2 separate regions of the Homo sapiens genome follow, and region 2 is linked to region 1. Evidence: read pairs that join two places in POLR2A ChIA-PET (ENCODE). Cell type or tissue: Caco-2. All regions are shown on one strand. Each heading gives the region's core, and the rest is flanking DNA. Links, peaks and the distances in the headings are about the cores only.

What was found. ChIA-PET counts read pairs that join two places held together with the same protein. Peaks named below come from ENCODE experiments on the same cell type or tissue, not always from the same donor. Only the 100,000 strongest peaks of a DNase experiment are listed, where the experiment ranks them.
Region 2: POLR2A ChIA-PET joins it to region 1 with 15 read pairs; 2 of 35 experiments call an interaction of 5 or more read pairs at or near these places.

The regions. Positions count from the first base shown.
Region 1 is chr16:89,818,321-89,826,936 of GRCh38, reverse strand. No RefSeq gene overlaps it. Among named protein-coding and RNA genes, the nearest start is that of SPIRE2, 5.8 kb to the left of the region's middle. RefSeq lists an enhancer at 4,575-4,744. In Caco-2, for the core only: no CTCF peak of the experiment used is centred there; DNase peaks (open chromatin) are centred at 4,186 and 4,576.
Region 2 is chr16:89,937,347-89,945,962 of GRCh38, reverse strand. No RefSeq gene overlaps it. Among named protein-coding and RNA genes, the nearest start is that of DEF8, 7.1 kb to the left of the region's middle. RefSeq lists an enhancer at 1,090-1,139. In Caco-2, for the core only: no CTCF peak of the experiment used is centred there; no DNase peak of the experiment used is centred there.

The sequences.
Region 1 (8,616 bases), core at 2,180-7,179:
GGGTGGTTTCGCCATGTCGGCCAGGCCGGTCTCGAAATCCTGACCTCAGGTGATCCCCCTGCCTCAGCCTCCCAGGGTGCTGGGGTTGCAGGCATGAGCCATGTCGTCCCGTCCAGCTGGACTTTTCATCTGTAAGCAGAAAGGAGGCTGATGATGACGAATTGTGCCTAAAGTTTGTTTGTTTGTTTGTTTTGAGGCAGAGTCGCGCTCTGTTGCCCAGGCTAGAGTGCAGTGACGCGATCTCTGCTCACTGCAAGCTCCCCTCCCAGGTTTACGCCATTCTCCTGCCTCAGCCTCCTGAGTAGCTGAGACTACAGGCGCCTGCCACCACGCCCAGCTAATTTTTTGTATTTTTTTAGTAGAGACGGGGTTTCACTGTATTAGCTAGGATGGTCTCAATCTCCTGACCTCATGATCCGCCCGCCTCGGCCTCTCAAAGTGCTGGGATTACAGGCATGAGCCACTGTGCCCAGCCATGCCTAAAGTTTTTATAATCAACAGCGGGGCAACATTCACATCTTTTGTTGGTTCCCCAAGCTAAAACACAACCAAAAGTAACAGGAGTGGGCTGGGCACGGTGGCTCATGCCTGTAATCCCAGCACTTTGGGAGGCCGAGGCAACCCGATGGCTTGAACCCAGGAGTTCGAGACCTGCCAGGGCAACATGAGACCCTATCGCTACAAAACTTTAAAAACATTAGCCAGGTGTGGAGGTGTGTGCCGGTGGTCCCAGCTACTTGGGAGGGTAAGGCAGGAGGACCACTTGAGCCTGGGAGGTCGAGGTTGCAGTGCGCTGTGATTGCACCACTGCACTCCAGCCTGGGTGACGGTGAGACCCTGTCTCTAGTAAATAGATGCATAAAGACTAATAGGCGCAGTGGGGTTTTGCAGAAGGAAAATTGGAGATGAGCGGGGTGGGGATGGGGTGCCATGCCCTGAATACCATGTACCACAAACCTGGCACTCAAGCAGATCTCCCCTCCTGATTTGTCCCTGCCACCCGCAGCATGGGTACCAACGATGGGTAAGTTAGGAATTTCAAGTTCTGGCTTAGAAGAGCAACAGCAGAAAACCTTCCATGAGGCATCTTATTCCACAGGAGCAGCACGCTCTACATTCGTGGTAACCAAAGTCCCTGGCCCACACACTGCCAGGTGTGTGATGATGGGGAATTGTTCTCTGCTGATGTCTGAGGCTGATCCTTGGTCCCACACACAGGGTGGTTTCTCCCTTCAGAATGCACGGGGATAAAGACTTCCATTTGTGGCCGAGCGCGGTGGCTCACTCCTGTAATCCCAGCACTTTGGGAGGCCGAGGCGGATGGATCAAGAGGTCAGGAGATTGAGACTATCCTGGCTAACATGGTGAAACCCGTCTCTACTAAAAAACACAAAAAATTAGCCAGGAGTGGTGTCGGGTGCCTGTAGTTCCAGATACTGGGGAGGCTAAAGCAGGAGAATGGCGTGAACCCAGGAGGCGGAGCTTGCAGTGAGCCGAGATCGCGCCACTGCACTCCAGCCTGGGCGACAGAGCGAGACTCCATCTCAAAAATAAAAAAAGAAAAAAAAAAAGACTTCCATTTGCAACACCCCACTGAGTAGGTCTCACTGCTTCTTGCCAGAAGTCAAGGTGGGGGACATTGCTCTCACCACGACTGGCCACCACCCCAGAGCACTCTTTGGACGTGCAGCCTCATCACTGCCACAGTGCAGCACTGGCCGGGGACATTTGAGCAGAAGATGGTAATTACCCTAATGGGAAGCTGGCTGGGGCACAAGGGGACCTTCTCTCTTCCTCAAAGGGCCTCACGTGTCCCTTACCGACCACAAGGTTTTAGGGTGTAATTTGTGAGCTCAGTCCTCCAGCCACTGCTGCATCCTGGCAAGGACCTAGTGCTGACTCACCTGGCTGAACAGTGACCCTTGAGGTCACGTGAGTGGGGTACAGTGACCCTCTCTGAACTGGCATCCACCATCCTACCTGGGATCCCTATGGACTCACCAGCAGGACTTAGAACACTGAGATTTTAGTAAAAAATTTTAAAAGTTAGGGCTGGGCACGGTGGCTCAAGCCTGTAATCCCAGCACTTTGGGAGGCCAAGGGGGCAGATCACGAGGTCAGGAGTTCCAGACCAGCCTGGCCAATATGGTGAAACCCCATCTCTACTAGAAAAATAATTAAAAAAAAAAAAATTAGCAGGGCGTGGTGGCACATGCCTATAATCCCAGCTACTCGGGAGGCTGAGGCAGAAGAATTGCTTGAACCCAGGAGGCGGAGGTCGCAGTGAGCCGAGATCGCACCACTGCACTCCAGCCTGGGAAACAGAGCAAGACTCCATCTCAAAAAAAATAAAAAGAAATAAAACATGGCCGGGCATGGTGGCTCACACCTGTAATCCCAGCACTTTGGGAGGCCGAGGCAGGCAGATCACAAGGTCAGGAGATCAAGGCCATCCTGGCCAACACGGTGAAACCCCATCTCTACTAAAAATACAAAAGGCCAGGCACAGTGGCTCACGCCTGTAATCCCAGCACTTTGGGAGGCTGAGGCGGGCAGATCACGAGGTCAGGAGATCGAGACCATCCTGGCTAGCACGGTGAAACCCTGTCTCTACTAAAAATACAAAAAAATTAGCCGGGCGTGGTGGGGGGGTGCCTGTAGTCCCAGCTACTCGGGAGGCTGAGGCAGGAGAATGCCGTGAACCTGGGAGGTGGAGCTTGCAGTGAGCCAAGATTGCGCCACTGCATTGCAGCCTGGGCGACAGAGCGAGACTCTGTCTCAAAAAATAAATAAATAAAAAATAAAAATAAAAATACAAAAATTAGCTGGGCATGGTGGCACATGCCTGTAGTCCCAGCTACTCAGGAGGGTGAGGCAGGACAATCGCCTGAATCCAGGAGGCGGAGGTTGCAGTGAGCCGAGATCACACCACTGCACTCCAGCCTGGTGACACAGTGAGACTCTGTCTCAAAAAACAAACAAACAGAAAAAGGGACTCAACGAGAAGCACTGTAGAGATTGATGTAGGTCAGTCATTAAGTCAGCTTGGAAAGCTTTAGAGCAGGGGTGTCCAATCTTTTGGCTTCCCTGGACCACACTGGAAGACGAATTGTCTTGAGCCACACGTAAAATACACTAACAATAGCTCTGTGCATAAATCTCACAATGTTTTAAGAAAGTTTAAGAATTTGTGTTGGGCTGCATTCAAAGCTTTCCTGGGCCGCATGCAGCCCACAGGCCGCGGGTTGGACAAGCTTGCTTTAGATCAAGGCCATTTCTACAGTTATGGATTGCCTGCATCTAAAAACATGCTCCTTGTCCTTCATTTCCAGTAGATTAGGAAATCCTGGGAGAGGGAAATTATCAGTAACTGGGCTGCTCCGCTTGGGGACAAACTAGAGACATTTAGTATGATGATGAATCCAGCAGTGCTTGGGGCTGGACAATCACTTTATCAAGTTATCACATTAACAGAAACACCCCCAAAATGTTTATCTCATGGTACCAGCTGCTCATTCATGCCAATTTACCAGGCACTGATTTCTCATGCCTGGGGAAAGAGCAGGGCAACCCCAGGTAGGTGCCTGCCCCTCTGTTCTTACAGGCAGAGCAACGATACACAAGGAAACAAAGACCAGCACAGCAGGTGGGGAAGGGCTCCAGGTGCCGACATCAATCAGGAACCCACTGGTCATGTTTGCTTTTGCCCATGCTCTGTGTTTGGTGCTTTGAATAATATCAGACGGAGCCCTTTGAGGGGCTGTAAATCTTCTCCACACCATGGCAGTGCACTCAGAGGGGCTGTGTGGCTCATGACTGCAGTTGGCCACAGATTAAAAAGCTCTAGGAATTATACCTCTCAGCATCTTTACAGACAGAGCCTAGAAGATCTCAACTGTAGGTTCCTGGAGGCTGAGAAGGTAAGTTGGCGCTGGTTCCCCAGGTGTTCTGTGGCTCTAATTACACAGAGAATTCCAGGGTTCTTCATTTCAGGAGAGGAGTGCAGGGCCCCAGGGTACAAGGTGGCATAGCAAGAACCCTGAGTGCCTTGGGACAGAAGTCAGAGCAAGTCAGACACAAAGTCAACTTCAGGTCAAAGGCCTCCTCCACCATCTGGACTCAGGCAGAGCCACTTCACCTGGGGCCAGTGGAGTGCAGAGGTTTCTTTGGCCACGCCTTACTCATTCCATTTCAGACTCAAAAACAAGGTTGGCTCCTCCCAAGGGATTATGTGCACACTGTACTGGTGAGCAGCCTGGCCTCCTGCACCCCCGAGGCCCCTGAATACTCTCTTTGTCACAGTCTGTGCAGCCAGGCAGGGTCAGAGCTCAGGGGCCCAGGAGGAAAAGCAGACATTTGAGAGCCCTGGTTTTGTGTTGTGTTTATTTTAGGGTAACTATACAGGCCGTGGATCCCAAGGGGTGCAAGACTGAGCCAGGCTGGGCTTGATCTCTGAAAGGGAACTCACGACAGATCTGAGGGAAGGGTTCCGGCCCGGGGTGCTCCAGGGTTTCTAGGCTGGTGACCGACACAGAGGCTGAGCATGGCTGAACCCAGACACCGCGAGGGATCCAGACCATGCGGCGGAATGCGTGGCCATGGGGAGGTCCCAGAGCAGAGACAGAGGAAGCCCTGGACAGCAGGCGGGCTGGGTCAGCGAGCAGGACCCGTGCGGTATGGTGAAGAGAGACACACGCTGCGATTCTGAGTCAGGAGATGAGAGAAATACTCAAGGCCCTGTCTGCTTCCTATTGAGGGTGGTCAGAGTTATTTACACATGCTGAATTTGTTTCTCTTTTGAACAGATAAAGCAAGGTGGTTAAAAATGAATGGGTCCTGGCTGGGCGTGGTGGCTCACACCTGTAATCCCAGCACTTGGGGAGGTTGAGGCGGGTAGATCACCTGAGGTTGGGGGTTGGGAGTCTGAGACCAGCCTGACCAACATGGAGAAACCCTGTCTCTACTAAAAATACAAAATTAGTCAGGCATGGTGGCGCAGGGCTATAATCCCAGCTGCTCGGGAAGCTGAGACAGGAGAATCTCTTGAACCCGGGAGGTGGAGGTTGCGGTGAGCCATGATCTCGCCATTGCACTCCAGGCTGGGTGACAAGAGCGAAACTCTGTGCCTCAAAAAAAAAAAAAACAAGAATGGGACATGCTGAGATGTGTCACTTAGACACTAGTTCCTGTGTGAACATGGGGTTGACAAGCTCCTCCCCACGTGACAGCAAACATCGTCTCAGATGGTGAAAGCACCTCCAGTGCCCGCCCAGGGGCCTGAACGTTGTAAGATGAGAGAACTAGGCTGGACGTGGCGCCTCACACCTGTCGTCCCAGCACTTTGGGAGGCTGAGGTAGGAGGACCAAGAGCCTGGGAGGCGGAGGCGGAGGTTGTAGTGAGACGAGATTGCGCCACTCTAGCCTTAGTGGCAGAGTGAGACCCTGTCTCAAAAAAAAAAAAGGCCAGGCGCGGTGGCGCACGCCTGTAATCCCAGCACTTTGGGAGGCCGAGGCGGGCGGATCACCTGAGGTCAGGAGTTTGAGACCAGCCTGGCCAACATGGCAAAACCCTGTCTCTACTAAAAATACAAAAATTAGACAGGCGTGGTGGCAGGCACCTGTAATCCCAGCTACTCGGGAGGCTGAGGCGGGAGAATCGCTTGAACCTGGAAGGCAGTGGTTGCAGTGAGCCAAGATCATGCCACTGCAGTCCAGCCTGGGCAACAGAGTGAGACTCCATCTTAAAAAAAAAAAAAAAAAAGAATGCAGAAGTTCCTCACAACTCATGGGCATAATTCTCCCCACACTGCTCAGTGACAAGGCAGAGGCAGAACAGGCCATTATAAAAGATGTGCCAGATCAAAGGACAGATGAACTTTTCTTTTCTTTTCTTTTCTTTTCGAGAGGGAGTTTTGCTCTTGTCGCCCAGGCTGGAGTGCAGTGTCATGATCTCAGTTCACTGCAAGGTTTGCCTCCCAGGCTGAAGCGATTCTCCTGTCTCAGCCTCCCCAGAAGCTGGGATTACAGGTGCCCACCACCACAGCCGGCTCATTTTTTGTATTTTTAGTAGAGACCAGGTTTCTCCATGTTGGGGACGCTGGTCTCAAACTCCTGACTTCAGGTAATCTGCCCACCTCGGCCTCCCAAAGTGCTGGGATTACAGGCGCGCGCCACCATACGCTTTTTTTTTTTTTTTTGAGACAGAGTCTCAATCTGTCGCCCAGGCTGTAGTTGGCATGATCTCGGCTCACTGCAACCTACATCTCCTGGGTTCAAGTGATTCTCCAGCCTCAGCCTCCCAAGTAGCTGCGATTACAGGCACTGGTCACCACGCCCGGCTAATTTTGTATTTTTAGTAGAGATGTGGTTTCACCATGTTGGCCAGGCCAAATTCGAACTCCTGACCTCAGGTGATCTACCCACCTCAGCCTCCCAAAGCGCTGGGATTACAGTCATGAGCCACCCCACTTGTCCTAGACAGAAAATTATCTTTTTTTTGAGACGGAGTGTCGCTCTGTCACCCAGGCTGGAGTGCAGTGGCACGATCTCAGCTCACTGCAAGCTCCGCCTCCTGGGTTCAAGCAAATCTCCCGCCTCAGCCTCCTGAGTAGCTGGAATTACATGCACCTGCCACCACACCCGGCTAATTTTTGTAGTTTTGGTAGAGATGGGGTTTCACCATGTTGTCCAAGCTGGTCTCGAACTCCTGCTCTCAGGTGACCCGCCTGCCTCAGCCTCCCAAAGTGCTGGGATTACAGGCGTGAGCCACTGCGCCGGGCCAAGACAAGAGTTTTGCTCTAGTTGCCCAGGCTGGAGTGCAGTGGCGCAATCTTGGTTTACTGCAACCTTCGCCTCCTGGGTTCAGGCGATTCTCCTGCCTCAGCCTCCCGAGTAGCTGGGATTACAGGCATGCACCACCACACCTGGCTGATTTTGTATTTTTAGTAGAGACGGGGTTTCTCCATGTTCGTCAGGCTGGTCTTGAACTCCTGACCTCAGGTGATCTGCCTGCCTTGGCCTCCCAAAGTGCTGGGATTACAGGCATGAGCCACCACACCTGGCCAATTTTTGTGTTTTTAGTAGAGATGAGATTTCACCATGTTGGCCAGGCTAGTCTCAAACTCCTGACCTCAGGTGATCCACCGGCCTCGGCCCCCCAAAATGCTGGGATTACAAGTGTGAGACACCGTGCCCAGCACCCCTGCCTTTTTTTTTTTTTTGAGACAGGGTGTCACTCTGTCATCCAGGCTGGAGTGCAGTGGCGTGATGGTGGCTCCCTGCAGCCTCAGCCTCCTGGGCTCAAGTGATCCTCTCACCTCAGCCTCCCAAGTAGCTGGGACTATGTAGGGTCCAGCCCTATGGGGCTTAGTGGGTGTTCTCCCCATGTACGGAGAAGAGAGATTGTAATAAATAAAGACACAAGACCAAGAAATAAAGAGAAAACAGCTGGGCCCCGGGGACCACTACCATCAAGACGCGGAGACTGGTAGCGGCCCCGAACGGCTAGGCTCTTTGATATCTATTGCATACATGACAAGGGGGCAGCGTAAGGAAGGTGAATCTTCTAAGTGATTGACAAGGTGAAGCATGTCACGTGATTACAGGATGGGGGCCCTTCCCTTTCAGGTAGGTGAAGCAGAGAAAGAAGGCAGCATACGTCAGCATTTTCTTCTCTGCACTTATAAGAAAGATCAAAGACTTTAAGACTTTCACTATTTCTTCTACCGCTATCTACTACGAACTTCAAAGACGAACCAGAAGTAAGGGAGGAACATGAAAGTGGACAAGGAGCGTGACCAGTGAAGCACCACAGGGAGGGGTTTAGGCCTCCGGATGACTGCGTGCAGGCCTGGATAACATCCAGCCTCCCACAAGAAGCTGGTGGAGCAGAGTGTTCCCTGACTCCTCCAAGCAAAGGAGACTCCCTTTCATGGTCTGCTAAGTAACGGGTGCCTTCCCAGACACTGGCGTTACCGCTTGACCAAGGAGCCCTCAAGCGGCCCTTATGCGGGCATGACAGAAGGTTCACCTCTTGCCTTCCACTCACTTCTCACAATGTCCTTTCAGCACCTGACCCTATACCCACCGGTTATTCCTAGGTTATATTAGTAATGCAACAAACAGTAATATTAAAAGCTAATGATTAATGTTTATAATAATTGATAATTGTCCATGATCATCTCCATAATTTGTATTATGACTGTTCTTATTGTAACGATTTTATTATACTGAAATAGTTTGTGCCTTCGGTCTCTTGCCTCGGCACCTGGGTAATTCTCCGCCCACAGGACTACAGGCTCGTGTCACCACACTGGGCAATACAAAAAATACAAAAAAAAAATTTTGTATTTTTTGTAGAGACGAGGTCTTGCCATATTGCCCAGGCTGGAATTCTTACCTTTGTTACTGTATTTAACGTATCTTTTTCCTCCGGCCATCTTCATGGTTTTCTCTCTGATTTCCACAGTTTGAATACACTGCATGTGTCAGGCAGGGGCTCATATTTATCAAGTTTTGTGTGTGCTCTGAGCTCAGGTCTTTCATTATTTTGGGAAAATTATTGGTAATTTTCTCTTCAAACATTTTTTATGATTTGTTCTTTCTTCTTCTTTTGGG
Region 2 (8,616 bases), core at 2,671-7,670, 120 kb before region 1:
GTCACCCACGCTGGAGTGCAGCGGCTCAGTCTCACCTCACTGCAACCTCCACCTCCCAGGCTCAAGTGGTTCTACCAGTTCAGCCTCCTGAGTAGCCAGGATCACAGGCAAGCGCCGCCACCTGGCTAATTTTGTTTGTGTTTTTTGTAGAGACATTTGCCACATTGCCCAGGGTGGTCTTGGAATCCTGGACTCAAGTGATCCACCCACCTCAGCCTCACAGAGTGCTGGGATTGCAGGCGTGAGCTACCACGCCCGGCCCCATTTTATTCTTATTTTTTATTAAGAGACAAGATCTCAGTCTGGCTAAAGCACAGCGGCATGAGCACAGCTCCCTGCAGCCCCGAATGGCTGGGTTCAAGTGATCACCCAGGCTTAGCCTCCCAGAGTCCTGGGAGAATCTGCAGTTACAGATAATTTATATACTGGTTTAGAACATTTACTATTTTGTTTTCTTTTCTTTCAGATGGGGTTGCCCAGACTGGCCTCCATCTCCTGGGCTCAAATGATCCTCCCGCCTCAGGCCAAGTACCTGGGACCACAGGCATGCACCACCATGCCCAGCTAATTTTTGTATTTTTTATAGAGACAGGGTCTTGCCATGTTGCCCAGGCTGGTCTCCAACTCCTGAGCTCAAGTGATCTGCCCACCTCAGCCTCCCAAAATTCTAGGATTTCAGGCATGAGCCACCACAAACAAATTTATTGAGCACCAACTATATGCCATGCTCTGCTCAAAGCACTAGGACACTGTGGTGAGAAAACAGACAAGGTCCCATCACTCAAGGAACCAGACAAGCAAAGATGCAAACTAATCAGAGATGTGATGAGCACAAGGAAATAAACAGTTTGACGAGACGGTGACTGAGATCAGGGGAGGAAGATGCTTGAGCCAAGACTCAGGGGTCAGAAGGAGAGAACCACTGAAGAGTGGGAGGGGCATCCAGGTAGAAACCATGAGTGCAAGGTCCTTGAGGAACCGAAAGAGCCTCCTATGAATGAGGAACTGGAAGCAGGTCCATGTGGCTGGAGTTTAGTATGAGGTAAAGTGAGGGGAGAGGACCAGAGACGGGAGGCTATGAGCTAATGGTAAACACATTGGCTTTGATTTGTGGTAAGATGGAAGCCATTGGAAATTTCTTTCAGCATTTTTTTTTTTTTAAACAGGGTCTCACTCTGTCGCCCAGGCTGGAGTGCAGTGGCACAATCTCGGCTCACTGCAGCCTCAACCTCTTGGACTCAAGGGATCCTCCTGCCTCAGCCTCCCTAGTAGCCGGGGCTACACACACACGCCACCACACCTTCCTAATTTTTTTGTGGGGACAGGTGGGGGACGGAGTCTCGCTCTTTCACCAGGCTGGAGTGTAGAGGTGCGATCTCGGCTCACTGCAACCTCCGCCTTCCGGGTTCAAGCAATTCTTCTGCCTCAGCCTCCCAAGTAGCTGGGACTACAGGCATGTGCCACCACACCCAGCTAATTTTTGTATTTTTAGTAGAGACGGGGTTTCACCATGTTGGCCAGGATGGTCTCAATTTCTTGACCTCATGATCCACCTTCCTCGGCCTCCCAAAGTGCTGGGATTACAGGCATGAGCCACCGCACCCAACCCCTTATTTTTGTATTTTTAGTAGAGATGGAATTTTCTCTTGGTGCCCAGGCTGGTCTCAAACCCCTGAGCTCAGGCAATCCACCAGCTTCAACTTCCCAACGTGCTGGGATTACAGGCATGAGCCACCACGCTTCGTCTCTTAACAGCTTTGTTGAGATATAATCAACATACAATAAACCGCACATGTTTAAGGGTAGAACTGGATAGATTTTGACACATGTATACACCTGAGAAACTATGACCATGAGCAGAGATGTGATGAGCACCAAGAAGGAAGCAGACAGTAACCCTATCCTCCATCAACAGATGAATGGATAAAGAAAATGTGGTACTTTACACAACGGAGTACCATTCAGCCGTAAAAAAGAATGAGATCCTGTCATTTGCAACAACGTGGATGGAACTGGAAGTCATTATGTTAAGTGAAATAAGCCAGGCACAGAAAGACGAACTTTGCATGTTTTCATTTATTTGTGGAGGCTAAAAGAAAATTAAAACAATTGGCCGGGGCCGGGCGCAGTGGCTCACGCCTGTAATCCCAGCACTTTGGGAGGCCGAGGCTGGTGGATCGAGACTATCCTGGTTAACACGGTGAAACCCCATCTCTACTAAAAATACAAAAAATTAGCTGGGCATGGTGGCGGGCACCTGTAGTCCCAGCTACACGGGAGGCTGAGGCAGGAGAATGGCGTGAACCCGGGAGGCGGAGGTTGCAGTGAGCCGAGATGGCGCCACTGCTCTCCACCTAACCTGGGAGAAATAGCAAGAGTCCTTCTCAAAAAAAAAAAAAAAAAAATTGGCTGGGCGTGGTGGCTCACGCCTGTAATTCCAGTATTTTGGGAGGCCAAGGCGGGGGGATCACGAGGTCAGGAGTTCAAGACCAGCTTGGCCAACATAGTGAAACCCTGTCTCTACTAAAAATACAAAAATTAGCCAGGTACTCAGGGGGCTGAGGCAGGAGAATTGCTTGAACCTGGGAGACAGAGGTTGCAGTGAGCCGAGATCATGCCACTGCACTCCAGCCTGGGCGACAGAGTAAGACTCCATCTAAAACAAAAAAAAAAAAAAAAAGAAAATTAAAACAATTAAACTCATGGGCATAGAGTTAAACTCATGGATAGTTTCCCGAGGCTGGGAAAGGTGGAGGGAGATGTGGGGATGGTTAATGAATGCAAAAATATAGTTAGATAGAATGAATAAAATCTAATAGTTGGTAGTACAACAGAGTGACTATAGTCTACAATAGTTTATTATATATTTTTAAATAACTAAAGAAGTATAACTGGACCGTAATACAAAGAAAGGCTAAATGTTTGAGGTGATGGATACCTCATTTAACCAGATGTGATTATTACACACTGCATGCCTGTATCAAAATATCTCATGTACTCCATAAATGTATCCACAAAAGTGAAAAAGAATAAATAAATCACAATTCGTAAAAAAGAATAAAAAGCTATCCATTATCCTCAAATATTTCCTGTGCCCTTTGCAACCTGCTGCAACCCAGCTCTGTCCCCAGACACCACCGAGCTGCTTTCTGTCAATAAGGTGCATTTCTCTAATTGTATACAGGTGGAATCACATCGTATGTAGGCCTTTTTCATCTATAGCTTTTTTCACTAAAAATACTTATTCTGAGACATATCTATGTGGCAGCACATGTCTGTGGGTTACCCCTCTTATTCCTGAGTATGCATGGATGACCACACTGTCTATCCATCCACCTGTTGATGAACGTCTGGGCTGTTTCCAGTGTTTGCTATTATGAATAAAGCTACTATAAACATTTGCGTGTGCATCACTGTGTGGAGATAATGCTTTCATTCTCCGGGACAATATTTAGCAACCGAACGGCTGGGTTACGTGCAGTGTTTTTACTCCCTAGGACGCATGAAGCTTTCTCCCATGGCGGTTGTGCCTTTCCATGTTCCTGCTGGGAGGTGTGAGTGCTCCGGCGGTACCTCAGTGTCCACACCAGCACTTGGTGTGGTCGGTCTCTCCATTGAAGGATTGTGAGCAGAGAAGTGGTATAATTTTGTTTTCAAAAGATCCCTCTGGGCCGGGCGCAGTGGCTCACACCTGTAATCCCACACTTTGGGGGGCCGAAGTGGGCGGATCACGAGGGCAGGAGTTCGAGACCACCCTGACCAACATGGTGAAACCTCATCTCTACTAAAAATACAAAAATTATCTGGGTGTGGTGGAGCATGCCTGTAATCCCAGCTACTCAGGAGGCTGAGGCAGGAGAATCGCTTCAACACGGGAGGCGGAGGTTGCAGTGAGCTGAGATCGCTGCACTTCAGCCTGGGAGACAACAGCAAGACTCTGTCTCAAAAAAAAAAAAAAAAAAGACACATTGGGATAGACAGGAAAGAACAAATTTAGATACACTGTCACATATCTTTGTAGTGATTTCCTGGTCCTGAGACAAGATCAGTTCCGTTAAACAGCTATTTCCCATAACAGGAGGTTGCAGATGGGCTAAACTTATGTATATGAGGAAGGTGAACAGATTTTTAATAAGAGGTATTTCTATGAAAACAGAAGAAAAACGAAGTTTATTGTTGGACACGATCTATCCAGATGTTAGACTCAAAGCATCTTTAGTTACAGAGCAGGAAGCCCCTGGCAGTCTGACACAATGTTCTCACCTGTGTTACAAAGAATAACCTCAACTTTCTGGGCCTCGGGAAAAAGTTAGTAGCAATTTCATTGAGTCCAGGTCAGAAAAACAAAAGACAAATTTGAAAGTATTAGTGTGGGCCCGGCGGGGTGGCTCAGGCCTGTAATCCCAGCACTTTGGGAGGCCGAGGCGGGCGGATCACAAGGTCAGGAGATTGAGACCATCCTGGCTAACACGGTGAAACCCCGTCTCTACTAAAAATACAGAAAATTAGCCGGGCACGGTGGTGGGCGCCTGTAGTCCCAGCTACTCAGGAGGCTGAGGCAGGAGAATGGCGTGAACCCGGGAGGCGGAGCTTGCAGTGAGCCGAGATCGCACCACTGCACTCCAGCCTGGGAGACAGAGCGAGACTCGTCTCAAAATAAATAAATAAATTAAATTAAATAAAAATACAAATACAAAAACTAGCCGGGTGTGGTGGCAGGTGCCTGTAATTCCAGCTACTTAGGAGGCTGAGGCAGGAGAATCGCTTGAACACGGGAGGTGGAGGTTGCAGTGGACCAGGACCACGCCATTGCACTCCAGCCTGGGCAACAAGAGCAAAACTCCATCTCAAAAAAAAAAAAAAAAAAAAAAAGAGAAGAAAAGAATACGTTAATGGTAAAGCAAACATCCTATATTCTCAATCATAAATGGGAGCTAAGCTATGAGGATGCAAAGGCTTAAGAATGATCCAATAGGCCAGGTATGGTGGCTCACACCTGTAATTCCAGCATTTTGGAAGCCAGCGGGCAGATCACTTGAGATCAGGAATTCAAGACCAGCCTGGCCAACAAGGTGAAACTCCATCTCTACTAAGAAACACAAAAATTAGCCAGGTGTGGTGGTGTGTGCCTGTAATCCCAGCTACCCAGGAGACTGAGGCAGGAGAACTGCTTGAACTCAGGAGGTGGAGGTTGCAATGAGGTGAGATCGTGCCACTGCACTCCAGCCTGGGTGACAGAGGGAGACACTGTTTCAATAATAATAATAACAATAATAATAATGATATGAAGGAGTTTGGGAACTCAGGGGAAAGGGTGGGAGAGGGTTAGGGATAAAGGCTACATATTGGATACAGTGTATACTGCTCAGGTAATGGATGGACCAAAATCTCAGAAAACACCACTAAAGAACTCATTCATGTAACCAAACACCAGCTAAAACCTACTGAAATTTTAAAAATAAATAAATAAATAAAAAAGAATACTCACAGACAGTTTCCAAAATCTGGAGAACTCAGGTAGAGAAAGAAAAATGCACCAAGTTTTGGTCACAGGGGTGTACTTTACTCAACTGCTAAAAGCTGTAAATAGCTCAAAAGAAAAAAGGTTTTCTTGACTCTGAAAAACAAAACAAAAAGAATCAGTAATGTGGCCAGGCACAGTGGCTCACACCTGCAATCCCAGCACTTTGGGAGGCCGAGGCAGGCAGATCACGAGGTCAGGAGTTTGAGACCAGCCTGACCAACATGGTGAACTCCCGTCTCTACTAAAAATACAAAAAAATTAGCTGGGTGTGGTGGCGCATGCCTGTAACCCCAGCTACTCAGGAGGCTGAGGCAGGAGAATCGCTTGAACCCAGGGAACGGAGATTGCAGTGAGCCGAGATCGCGCCACTGCACTCCAGCCTGGGCAACAGAGCGAAACTTCGTCTCAAAACAAAAAAAAAAATGGTGAAACAAGACAACAGTTATCTGTGGATGACAAAAGTCTTAGGACAGCCACAGTTAAGATGAAATCCACAAGAAACCTGGTCATCTCTGTGGCACACAATCATTTTACATAGCAATCACATTTTTTTTTTTTTTGAGACAGAGTCTTACTCTGTCACCCGGGCTGTAGTGCAGTGGCGGGATCTCAGCTCACTGCAACCTCCACCTCCTGGGTTCAAGTGATTCTTCTGCCTCAGCCTCCCGAGTAGTTGGGACTAAAGGCGCCCGCCACCACGCCCAGCTAATTTTTTTGTATTTTTAGTAGTTACGGGGTTTCACCTTGTTAGCCAGGATGGTCTCCATTTCCTGACCTCATGACCTGTCTGCCTTGGCCTCCTGAAGTGCTGGGATTACAGGTGTGAGCCACCACACCTGGCCTGTAAAGGCGGTTTTCTAACAACTGGAGCAGGGGCCGTTTTCTCGGACGAAGGGGCTCACCCAGTAAGGATGAGACCAACACACAGCCCCACCCTGGAACTGCTCCATGTCCAGTCTGTTGTTACATGAAAGACCACAATTCAAGCCATTTTTTCCGGAAATCTTTACCTACCATGAGTCAGGCATTCTTCTAGGTTAAGGGGTCCAACGGGAACAACACAGAAGTCCCTTGTGGAGCTGACCCCGTGGAGGAGACACTTGGGGACTAAATGACACATTAGACCTGGGCCAGGTTCTCACCTTCCACTGGCCCCAGACCCACCTCTCACGCCTCCTGGCCCTCCTCTCTGCCTGGAGGCTGACCTGGACGTCCCCTGACTTCCAGCTGAGCTCAGCAAGAGGCTGGAGGGCGGAGGAGAGAGAAGTCAGGGTGCCTGGAGGCCGGGGGACGGAGGAGAGAGAGGTCAGGGTGTTGGCTCCGGGGCTCCCTCTGCTCTGATGGGGTTCTTACCCTTCAGAGACCTCAGCTCAGCCGGGGTGGCCTCTCCTGTAGCTCCAGTTCTCACCAGGGTCCAGCCCTCCCACCCCTTCACCTTCAGTGCTCCAGGACCCCTTAATTAGGCCCATTCCTGCCATTCGACCCTCTTTGTTGACCCCTCCCCTGAAGGCACAGTCTCCTGAAGTGGGTGCTGAGTGCTGCACAGAAAGCAGCTCTGGGAGGAGAGTTCAGAGCACGGGGGGCCAGGAAGGGTCCCCTAGGGTGATGCCGTCGGATATCTGCAGGGAGGACACTCAAGTGGAGGGCATTCCCCGGGCCCCAATGTTCTAGAACATTAGGGACGTGGTGTGGACGGGGCATATATAACAAGAGGATATGAAGGACAGCGTGGCACGGGAGCAGATGCCAAATTGCATGTGAGGAGCGGCCAGGCAGCTGTGGGAGCCCAGTGAGGAGACAATCGCACGGACGGGACGAGGAAGACCCGAGGCAGCAGCAGACATGAGGGGTGCTGGGCTGTGGGCGTGTTCTGAAGGTGCAGCTGGCCAGATTTGCTGTCAAAGCAGATGTGGACCTGAGGGGAAGAAAAGCCCCTGGTTGTGGGCGGCAAGCCATCCAGGTGCCGAGGCAAGAGACCGAGGGCACGAGCTGTTCCAGTATAATAAAATATATAAAACAACAGGAGTTATACTAGATATAGATCATAGACATGATTATATATGAATATCATTAATCATTAGTTATCCGGAGGCCTTACCATCTCCCTGTGATGCTGTGCTTCAGTGGTCACGCTCCTAGTCCACCTTCATGTTCCATCCTGTACACCTGGCTCTGCCTTCCAGATAGCAGTAGCAAATTAGTGAAAGTATAAAAGTCTCTTGATATGCAGAAATAATGGTGTAAGCTGTCTCTCTCTCTCCCTCTCTCTCTCTGCCTTGGCTGCCAGGCAGGGAAGGGCCCCCTGTCCAGTGGACACGTGACCCACGTGACCTCACCTGTCATTGGAGATGACTCACACTCTTTACCCTGCCCCTTTTGCTCTGTATCCAGTAAATAACAGCGCAGCCAGACATTCGGGGCCACTACCGGTCTCCGCGTCTTGCTGGTGGTGGTCCCCCGGGCCCAGCTGCCTTTTCTTTTATCTCTTTGTCTTGTGTCTTTATTTCTACACTCTGTCATCGCCGCACACAGGGAGAGACCCACCGACCCTATGGGGCTGGACCCTATACCTGGTGACCCCGGCTGTTTGCCCTGAGCACCTGGGGTGTCGTGGTTGGCATCACCAACCTGAGGGATGTGGAGAAGCAGGGCTGGGGGTCAGGAGCTCAGCTCCGCATGTGTGGAGTTGCAGGTGCAAGCCAGGCTGTGTTCAGGCAGCCTCCCAGGAACCACACCCCAGAGTCCGCACCACAGGGCTTTTCCCTCCCTGCCTGCATCTGCACTGGCTCTGGTCTTGCTTGAACCCACTGAATATGGGACAGTGATGCCAGGCCTGTGATTGACATGGGTCTGGCACACTTAAGAATCAGTGACGGTGGCTCACGCCTGTAATCCCAGCACTTTGGGAGGCCAAGGTGGGCGGATCCTGAGGTCAGGAGATGGAGACCATCCTGGCTAACATGGTGAAACCCCATCTCTACTAAAAATACAAAAAATTAGCCGGGCATGGTGGCGGGCGCCCGTAGTCCCTGCTACTCAGGAGGCTGAGGCAGGAGAATGGCGTGAACCCGGGAGGCGGAGCTTGCAGTGAG